2 separate regions of the Mus musculus genome follow, and region 2 is linked to region 1. The links are chromatin loops, found by intact Hi-C in ENCODE. Cell type or tissue: gastrocnemius. All regions are shown on one strand. Links, peaks and the distances in the headings refer to the core of each region. The heading gives the core; the rest is flanking DNA. Region 1 holds the start of Atp5g1 (ATP synthase, H+ transporting, mitochondrial F0 complex, subunit C1 (subunit 9)). Region 2 holds the start of Phb (prohibitin).

Region 1 (4,386 bases), core at 209-4,208:
TTAATTTAAGCTAATGCTTAGCAGGACTGCGGTTCACCACTCAGCACAGCGCTTGTTCTGCACAGCGCTTGTTCTAAGTTAAGCTCCTCAACAATGTTACCTGCTACAAACAATAGGGGGCGCATGCCTTTAACCCCAGCTTCACAGCTAATCTGGTCTATAGTAAGTCCCAGGCCAGCCAGAGCCACACAGCATGGCCCTAAGGACTCAACAAAATAAAACGCTCCCCGCCCCCGCCCCGCCCCCGCCCCCAACGAAATGGCACCTGTCAGTATGCTAAACTTGAAAGTGACAAAGCACCAACATCATTACCCAGGCTATTTCATATCCTCCTGGGAGACGGTGGGACCCTTCCACACTCTGCCTTATCACCAAGGCTGACCCAAGTGTCACTTCTCACCATTCCAAAGACGCCGCCTACCCCCGGGGTAGAAAGACAGGCACAGGCACATGGTTTAGAGAAACGTTGTTGTTGTTGTTGTTGTTGTTTAATGGTAAAGCTCAGTAGACTCCAGCACCAGGACTGGCATGGAGTCAAAGCAGCAGGGACGGCTGGGTGACCCCAGGGAGCCTCACATGGCGAAGAGGATGAGGAAGGCGACCATCAAACAGAAGAGTCCCATGGCCTCAGACAGGGCAAACCCCAGAATGGCATAGGAGAAGAGCTGCTGCTTGAGAGATGGGTTCCTGCCAGAGACAGAAAAGGGTGAGGGTCCAGGTCAGGGGAGGGGAGTGTGCTACTATTTCAAAAGGGGCTAGCCTACATCTACCCTGGGAACTTGGGCAGGAAAGGGGCTAGCCTACAGCTACCCTGGGAACTTGGGCAGGAAAGGAGACTAGCAACTCGGCAAGTTCACATGTGGCATGCTTCAATTCTGACTTAGGTCACTGGAGAGACAGGAGGTTAAAGAACATCAACTTGGAGACTCCCACTTGCTAAGACTCTGCCCCAAGTGGAGTGGAGCAACAACACAGGCAGCCCCGAACTTACCTGGCATAGCCAATAATCAAGCTACCAAACACTGTGCCAATGCCAGCTCCTGATCCAGCCACACCAACTGTGGCGGCCCCAGCACCAATGAACTTGGCTGCTGTGTCGATGTCCCGGGAAATGACACTGGTCTGGAATTCCCGTCGGGCCACCTGGAGAGGGGAGCTGCTGCAGGAAGGCTGGAAGGAAGGGAGGGAGGCAGTCAGGGGGAGTGAGGAGCCGCCATGCTCACCCCATCCACCTGAGCTAAGAAGCAGCTGGCACCCAGCCTCAAAGGGCAGAGTGCTCTGTGTGCAGGGACAATGTCAGCACACAGGGCTAGTCACATCTCTGACTGTCATTTGAGACTTGGAATTGCAAGGGTGTCGTAGATCCTTTAATTCTCCTAAAAGCACCTCAGCTGACTGGAGGGATATCCTGAGGGGCCTGACTTCCTTACCTGCTTAGATGGGGCCTCTGGTCTGCTCAGGAGGGAGGCAGACACAGGCCTGATTAGACCCCTGGTACAGGAGCGAATCTGTAAAGTCAGAAAGATATATTGCTCCAAATCAGACAAAAACAAACCAAAACCCCAAACCCAACCTAAGTGACAGGAGTTTGTCACAATCAGTCCAATCAATTTCAAGGTCAATTAACTTATTTTCTCAGGTCCGTCTACATCGGAGACAGCTATGCTGATAGTCTGTGGGAGCCCAGGGTGGCAGCAATCACCATTTGATATAATGCACTAGGCTGGGGAGCACTCACAAGACCCGGGGGTCAATCCTCAGAACCAAACCCAAACCAAACCGGATACCAAAGTCCATTTCCAAGGGCACAGACCTAATCAGTTTCCCAGAATAGAGTAAGACCCAAACATCCAGTCAGTTGTTGAGGTAACAAAAGGCAATCAAGGGGAGAGATTTACTAAGATGCATTCACAGCAACATATATCCTTCAGGCAGCGGGCCAGGAAGCCTGGTTTGACTCCCAGAACAGCCATCTTAGGAAAGCTCCCAGTGACACGGATTGCTTGACACATTATTCAGTACAATGACTCTCAGGCTTGGCAGAACATTGGCATCACCTGGGGCATTCTACCAAAATTGCTTAGGGGTTCCACCTTCATTCTCAGTCTGATGCAATTGGTCTGAGGAGCAGTCTGGGCAGTAGAAGCATTAGGCTTTCCAGATGAACTGAACACGCAGCCGAGGTTGAGAAAAACTGTTTTCCGGCTGTCTGGCTACAGCCAACCCAGGACTGTAATAAAAGGTCAGCTCTAGCTTATCTGAGGACGCTCAGAAAGCCACGACGGCTTGGTTTACAGGCCTGAATAAACATAGGTTACCTGCAACAGCTCCTATACCCTCCGCCAATAGCCATCATCATCATCACGGAACGCCAGCCCCTCTTAGTCCATTCATTAAACATGATTGCTCCCATACCATACCCGGCACTATAGGGAAACCCGGAGCTTCCGCTTACCAGAGCTGGAGAAATGAGCAGTGCCTTGGTGGTCTGCATTTTTCAATCTGCAAGAAGGGGGAGAAAAGAAAAAAAAAAAAAACCGTAATTCCTATGAAAGCCCGGGTGTCTGCTTATACTGGCAACCTCCTGTTGTCCCCATCCACCTCCAATCGTTCCCCCCAACCCTCTTCCTATACCCCAGCTAAGGAGGGCATTAGAGGTCAGAAGGACAGAGCAGATTCCGGGGTCAACCACTCTCTGCGCAGCGGGTCTGCAGAAGGACAGCAACCGAGATCGGAAATAAAAGGAGGTGGCTCAGGCCCCAAGAGGGAAATGTTGCGAAAAGGAATGGTCTCCCGGGAAGACCGGAGGCAGAAACTGGCAGACGTCGTGCAGGATCCTGCCCAAGTTACACTGCTGTCCCCTACTCTCCCCAGCGGCCGTTTATCGCTCATTACCGTTGGTAATTAACATTAATTGATAAGGCTTAAAGACTCTAGTCCTCCTTCCCTATCCCTGGAGGCAAATGGTGCTCCACGTGGCACAACCCACGGCCTTGCGGACCCCTGTCTCCCAGCCCCAAGTCACCTGCACTCCCACTCCCCTGCAGCCCCTGCTCGGCCCACAGCACACTCCCTGCTCAAGGTGACTGACTCACCTCCCAGCTTTAGCCCTTGGTCTGAGCGCTCAGCTCCCCCACCCACGTGTTCGGAGTCCCTTCACTCCCATTGGTCGTTATCTCTCCACGTTCCAATTGGCTGGCGTCATCAACTCCATCCTTCTTATTGGTCTTCTTCAGCTTCTTCCTCTCTCTCCACAGGAGCTTCGTGGCAATTCCCGCCTCCTTGCGGATAAAGGCGGGTTCTTTTTCCGAGTTCGGGGTTACGATTGGTCGAATCCCGAAATGCTTGACCATAGAGTCGACGAGACTCAGAGGTTCTACAACCTTCAACACAAAATGGCGACCAAGGTGCAAGCGGAAGAAAAAAGCGTGGGAGTGACAACCGGCCGCTTGACGCAAGCTGACACGTGATAAGGGCTCCAGGCCTTCATTCGGCCGCTTGGACCTTGGGGCGCATTGCATGTTGGGCCTTGTAGTCCTGTCCAAGGACTCAAGGACCACCGACATCCCGCGAGATGTTGCTTCCTGGCAAGGAGAGCCGACGCCTTTACAGTACCTTCCACCATCGTGATTTGTAAAAACCCCCATTTTCGTCCAAGTATTAAGGCAGGCTGGAAAACTTCTAAGTAGTGAGCGTGCTCTTGTGGGTCTGTCAGTAGTCAGTCAACATGGACTCACAAGTTGAATGGTGGAAAAAAAAAACTCAACAAAATACAATTAAAACCAGGCTTGCTATTTCGTACCCGAAATTTTAGCACTTGGCAGGTGCTTAGGAGACAGGAAAGTCAGGAGTTCAAGGCCAGACTAAGCTTCTTGAGTTTAGGTAAAAAAAACAAGGTAGGGCTAGACAATTGTATTGGGAGTGGGGAGAACTCTAAAACGAAAATAATAATTGGTAGGATGAAGCGTGCAAAGAATTCAGGTGGTGCATGCTTGTAATTTCAGACATCGGAAGGCTAAGGCAGGAAGACGGAGCACTTGCTCCAGGCCAGTCTGGAGTAAGTAGCAAAACCTGGCTTAAAACGACAAAACAATGCCGGCCAGTGGTGGCGCACACCTTTAATCCCAGCACTTGGGAGGCAGATGCAGGCAGATTTCTGAGTTCGAGACCAGCCTGGTCTACAAAGTGAGTTCCAGGACAGCCAGGGCTATATAGAGGAAACCCTGTCTCAAAAAACCAGCAACAACAAAGAAACAAACAAAACCACATGTGTATGCACACAAGCACAAAGGGTAGGGACAGAAAAACAGGACTGCAGTAACCATTCACTAGTGAATTAGAAAACCTTCCTGGAAAGCAGTTTGGCAATACTTTTTATTTGAAATG
Region 2 (4,386 bases), core at 108-4,107, 410 kb before region 1:
AGACCCTAAATCAAGAGCCTTTACTGAAGTATTGCAAGACCTGAATGACCGACTCCCTTCCTCTTCTTTCTAAGCCGTTTTTAAGGTTATGGAGTGGCTTGGAAGATCAACATCTTACGTCCCTGAGGGCTGTCCTTAACTTCCCTAGCAGTCTCTCAGTGCATGAATTATTTTACCTCACCTTTATCCAAAATGCCCACCCATTCCTTCACCACCTTGTGATTTCCTCTACCAAGTGGAAGCCCAACTCCTTTCCGATCCAGTCTGCTTCCGGCTTCTGGAACCACCTCCTTGAGGAATAGGCACGTGCATATATTACCAAGGAACTACAACTCCCGAAAGGCTTTGCGGCAACATCCCATCCGTTCTCACCAGTCAGAAACGGGTTTCCTGAAAGAGCCCGTTGCTGCATGATCTTTTGGGAGTTGTAGTTGACCTCATTAAAGCCACAGAGCCCGCGGAAGACTGCAAAACACGTTTCCCAGAATGCACGTCGCTCGGCTTCACCAATTGAAGGGTCGGATCTTGAAGAGGCGGGGGTCGGGGGGGGGGGAGGAGCTGCCTGGCGCACGCGCAGTATCCGGAGCTGGGGAATTCATGTGGAGGTCAGAGTGAAAGCAGGTAAGCGTGGTAGGAGCGGTAGAGGCCTCTGGTCCTATGTCCCTGTAGCCTGCCTCTGCTTTCCTATGTACAATGAGGGCATGGGATGCATGTGTGGGTACGCCTAGTGGAGAAGGGGGAAATCTCGGTCCAGAAGGAGTTAGGAATGTGCAAGGGGAGGGGACAGGATGAGGAAAAATCCAGAAGCTGGTGGAGTAAAAAGAGCTGGATGTCAGAGACAGAGGATAAATGTGCATGGAGAAATCCCGATACACAAGCAGTTGAAGTCTGAGAAAGGGGAGGGCGAGTTTGAGGATTGTACCAAGGGTGACGCAGGGGCGGGACATTAAAAAGTTCAAGGCTAACTGGTTTCTAGTTTGTCAGCTACGTGCCCCCACCCGTCCCGCCGCAGCCCCACCTCCAGTCCTTCACCGCTCTGCCTCGCTGCACCCCTGCCAGCCCCTGCTTTCCTATTAACTGGTATGGGGAGGAGTTCTACAATGTCTTCTAGAATTCGGTCTTCTCATTCTAACCCTGGTTCTACTACTTAAGAGTATAACCTCTCTATGCACTTCAGCAGTCATAACCTTCATAAAGTAACTGAAGGTTAAACAAGGCTGTCGGAGACCGTGTAACTTAAATGTTAACAGAAATTGCCCTTTTTGTTGTTGGCTTCAGCCGTGTAGCACCGGTCTCGCTTGTGGCCTATTGGTCTAGGAAAAGGGAGTGTGGTTTTTCTGTGTACTAAGTTCCTCGTGGGTACAAAGCACCGTTCCTACGCTGAGCCAAGTGTCGCAGACTCTTTCTCTGAATGGTTGTAAAGAAACACGTCCACAAACGCAGACATGATCTACAGTTTGCAAGGTGGTCAGTGTTATGGGGCGTTCAGTGAGTGAGTTTGGGCCCACAGGTGTAGACATATGAAAATGTATGTTGAGACATGAACTCTGTGCCTCAGAGCGGGCTTTCTCTGAGAATCTGGTGTCAAAGTGTTTTATGTTTACCCCGTGTTTAGGTGTGAGTGGAAGCAACAGAAGGAGTCATGGCTGCCAAAGTGTTTGAGTCCATTGGAAAGTTCGGCCTGGCGTTGGCAGTTGCAGGAGGCGTGGTGAACTCTGCTTTGTATAATGGTGAGGCGCGGAAGAGCTTTCTGCATAGTTTCTGTTGATCTGCATAGCCCATGTGTCATTCCTTTTAAAAAAAAAAAAAGATTTATTTATTTTATTTATATGAGTACACTGTCGCTGTCTTCAGACCCACCAGCAGAGGGCATTGAATCCCATTACAGATGGTTGTGAGCCACCATGTGGTTGCTGGGAATTGAAATCAGGACCTCTGGAAGAGCAGTCAGTGCTCTTAACCGCTTTGCCATCTCTACAGCCCATTTGACATTCCTGATGCTAGCTGCTGTCTGAAGGTGTGTGAGGTTAAGGGGGACTCACCTGCTACCCCACATACTGGTTGTGAGTCATCAGAGGCCTATGATCACTTAGGCAGGGGTTCTCAGCCTTCTGATGCTTGGAACATTTAGTAGTTTCTCACTATTGTGGTGATACACCTCCACCACCATACAGTTCTTTTCCTTGCTGATTTATAACTGTGATTTGCTACTTTTATGAATCGTAAATTTTGTTTTCCGATGGTCATAGGCAGCCCCTGTAATAGGGTCTTTTAACATCCCCCCTCATAGGGTTCTGACCCACAGGTTGAAAGCCACTAACTTAGAGGCTTTGTTCAAGGGGAGCCCTCCTGTCCAATGTTTAGCACTTTAGCCACTTTGAAATGATGAGGTATTACCCAGATGACAGGAGGTGACAGGAGCCCATTGGTTCTCTTCCTTATTTGCATGAAGTATCTTGGCAACATCTCTAGACCAGTTTGAGAGACTGTGTCCTGAGAAAAGTTTTGCTCAGCTGGTTGCAGAGAGAATAGGTTTTTGTTTTTAAATTTTTTTTTAAGGATTTATTTATTTCTTCTATGTATGAGTATACTATTGCTCTCTTCAGACACACCAGAAGAGGGCATCAGATCCCATTACAGATGGTTGTGAGCCACCATGTGGTTGCTGGGAGTTGAACTCAGAACCTCCGGAAGGGCAGTCGGTGCACTTAACCGCTGAGCCATCTCTCCGGCCCAGGAGAATAGTTTTTGCCAGGTATTGAATGGTGCCACAGTGCAAAGCTGGGTTTTCTTTGACTGTATTACATGGCCTTATTTGCGAGTCCCTCCTTTTAGTCCCCAGCTTTCTCATTGGTCAAACAAGGGGACTGAACTAGTTTTTCTCTTAAGATTCCCTCTAAGGCCGGGCGTGGTGGCACACCCCTTTAATCCCAGCACTTGGGAGGCAGAGGCAGGTGGATTTCTGAGTTAGAGACCAGCCTGGTCTACAGAGCGAGGACGGCCAGGGTTACACAGAGAAACCCTGTCTAGAAAAACAAAACAAAAAAAAAGATTCCCTCTAAGTCTGATACTCTTTTAAAACAGCAACAGATTTTGATGTACCTCCTGTATGGTTTTTGTTTTATTTGTATTGGGAGGGTTGGTTTTGTTTGTTTTGTTTTGTTTTGTTTTGTTTGAGACAGAATCTTTACCATGTAGCTCTTGACTGGCCTGAAACTCACAGAGATCCACCTGCCTCCACTTCTCAAGGGCTGAAATTAAAGGTGTACACCTGTCTACCTAGCTCAACTAAAGCAGTTGTAAGTAACTCAGACCCACACCCAGCTGTTCTGTTTTTAAGACAGTGTCTCCTGTAGTCCCAGGCTGGCTTTGAACTCCTGGACCTTTGGCTATATGATGTTTTGATGAGTTATTTTCAGAGTGAAGGTTTTTAGATCAACTCTAAATTCAAACAGGAAATGAGAGGAAGTGACTACTTCAGCCTGGGCCTGGTGGCGTACTCCTGTAATGCCAGCGTTCACAAGGCTGGGGATCTTGAGTTCCAGTCCCACATGGGCTACCTAGTAAGACCTTGTCTCTAAAACGTTAGAGGAGAGGGAAGGAGGGAGGGAGGCTCTTCCCTGGGTGCACAAGACATCTCCACAACACCTCCAAATGTTAGAGAAACAGCTATTAGATCCTGGGCAAGCTGCCCGTGGTGGTATATACCAGTAGTCCCAGCACTCGGAAGGTAAAGGCAGGCAAATCTCTTGAGTTCAAAGCCAGCTTGGTTTACATGGTGAGTCCAGGATAGCCAAGGCTACATAGTAAGAACCTACCTTGAAAAAAAAAAAAAAAGGAAACAAGCCAGGCGGTGATTTGTGCATAGGTTTAAGCCCTTATCCTCAGGAAGCAGAAACAAGCAGATTTCTTGAGCTCCAGGCCAACCTGGTGGACAGAACAAATTCCAGGGCAGTCCGAGCTACAGAGTAAGAACTTATCTTGAACAAAACAAAACAAAAACACAGAAGGATGCCAGGCAGAGTGATTGCTTCCTTATATTCCCAGTGCTGGCAGGGGAGGGATGAGGCTGAGTTCTGGGCTGATCTGAACGATAGCCTGGGACCCTGTCTCAAGAGAAAGAAAAAGAAAGAAGGAAAGAGACCAGACAGTGGGAACGTCTATGTTTTAGGGTTCCTATAAGGATCCTGCTTCTGGGAACATCAGGTTCAGTTAGAGCCGGTATGTACATGTTGGCCCAGGATGATCTCCGATTATAGAACTCTGGGGAGGTGATTCCTGGAAGTGTGCTGGTGGGAGTTGGGGGTGGGGTGGGGTAGTTGATCAGAAATTCAAAGGCAGGCCGGCTCTTTAGAGGAGAAAGGTTCCTAGGGGGCTGCCTGTTAC

What was found. Peaks named below come from ENCODE experiments on the same cell type or tissue, not always from the same donor. Only the 100,000 strongest peaks of a DNase experiment are listed, where the experiment ranks them.
Region 2: it touches region 1 in a loop (2.9-fold over the local background); 1 of 42 quality-filtered maps calls a loop at or near these places.

Annotation. Positions count from the first base shown.
Region 1 is chr11:96,072,532-96,076,917 of GRCm38, forward strand. Atp5g1 (ATP synthase, H+ transporting, mitochondrial F0 complex, subunit C1 (subunit 9)) reads right to left here and starts at 3,100. Exons shown (of 5, transcript NM_001161419.1): 1 at 3,026-3,100; 2 at 2,456-2,502; 3 at 1,431-1,508; 4 at 992-1,170; 5 at 262-687. The coding sequence starts at 2,494. The coding sequence ends at 573. In gastrocnemius, for the core only: no CTCF peak of the experiment used is centred there; DNase peaks (open chromatin) are centred at 2,023, 2,397, 2,781, 3,321 and 2 more places; H3K4me3 peaks cover 3,423 bases; H3K27ac peaks cover 3,069 bases.
Region 2 is chr11:95,666,422-95,670,807 of GRCm38, forward strand. It overlaps Phb (prohibitin), which reads left to right and starts at 536. Exons shown (of 7, transcript NM_008831.4): 1 at 536-621; 2 at 1,616-1,730. The coding sequence starts at 1,643. In gastrocnemius, for the core only: a CTCF peak has its summit at 1,887 (motif pointing right); DNase peaks (open chromatin) are centred at 436 and 964; H3K4me3 peaks cover 1,926 bases; H3K27ac peaks cover 1,449 bases.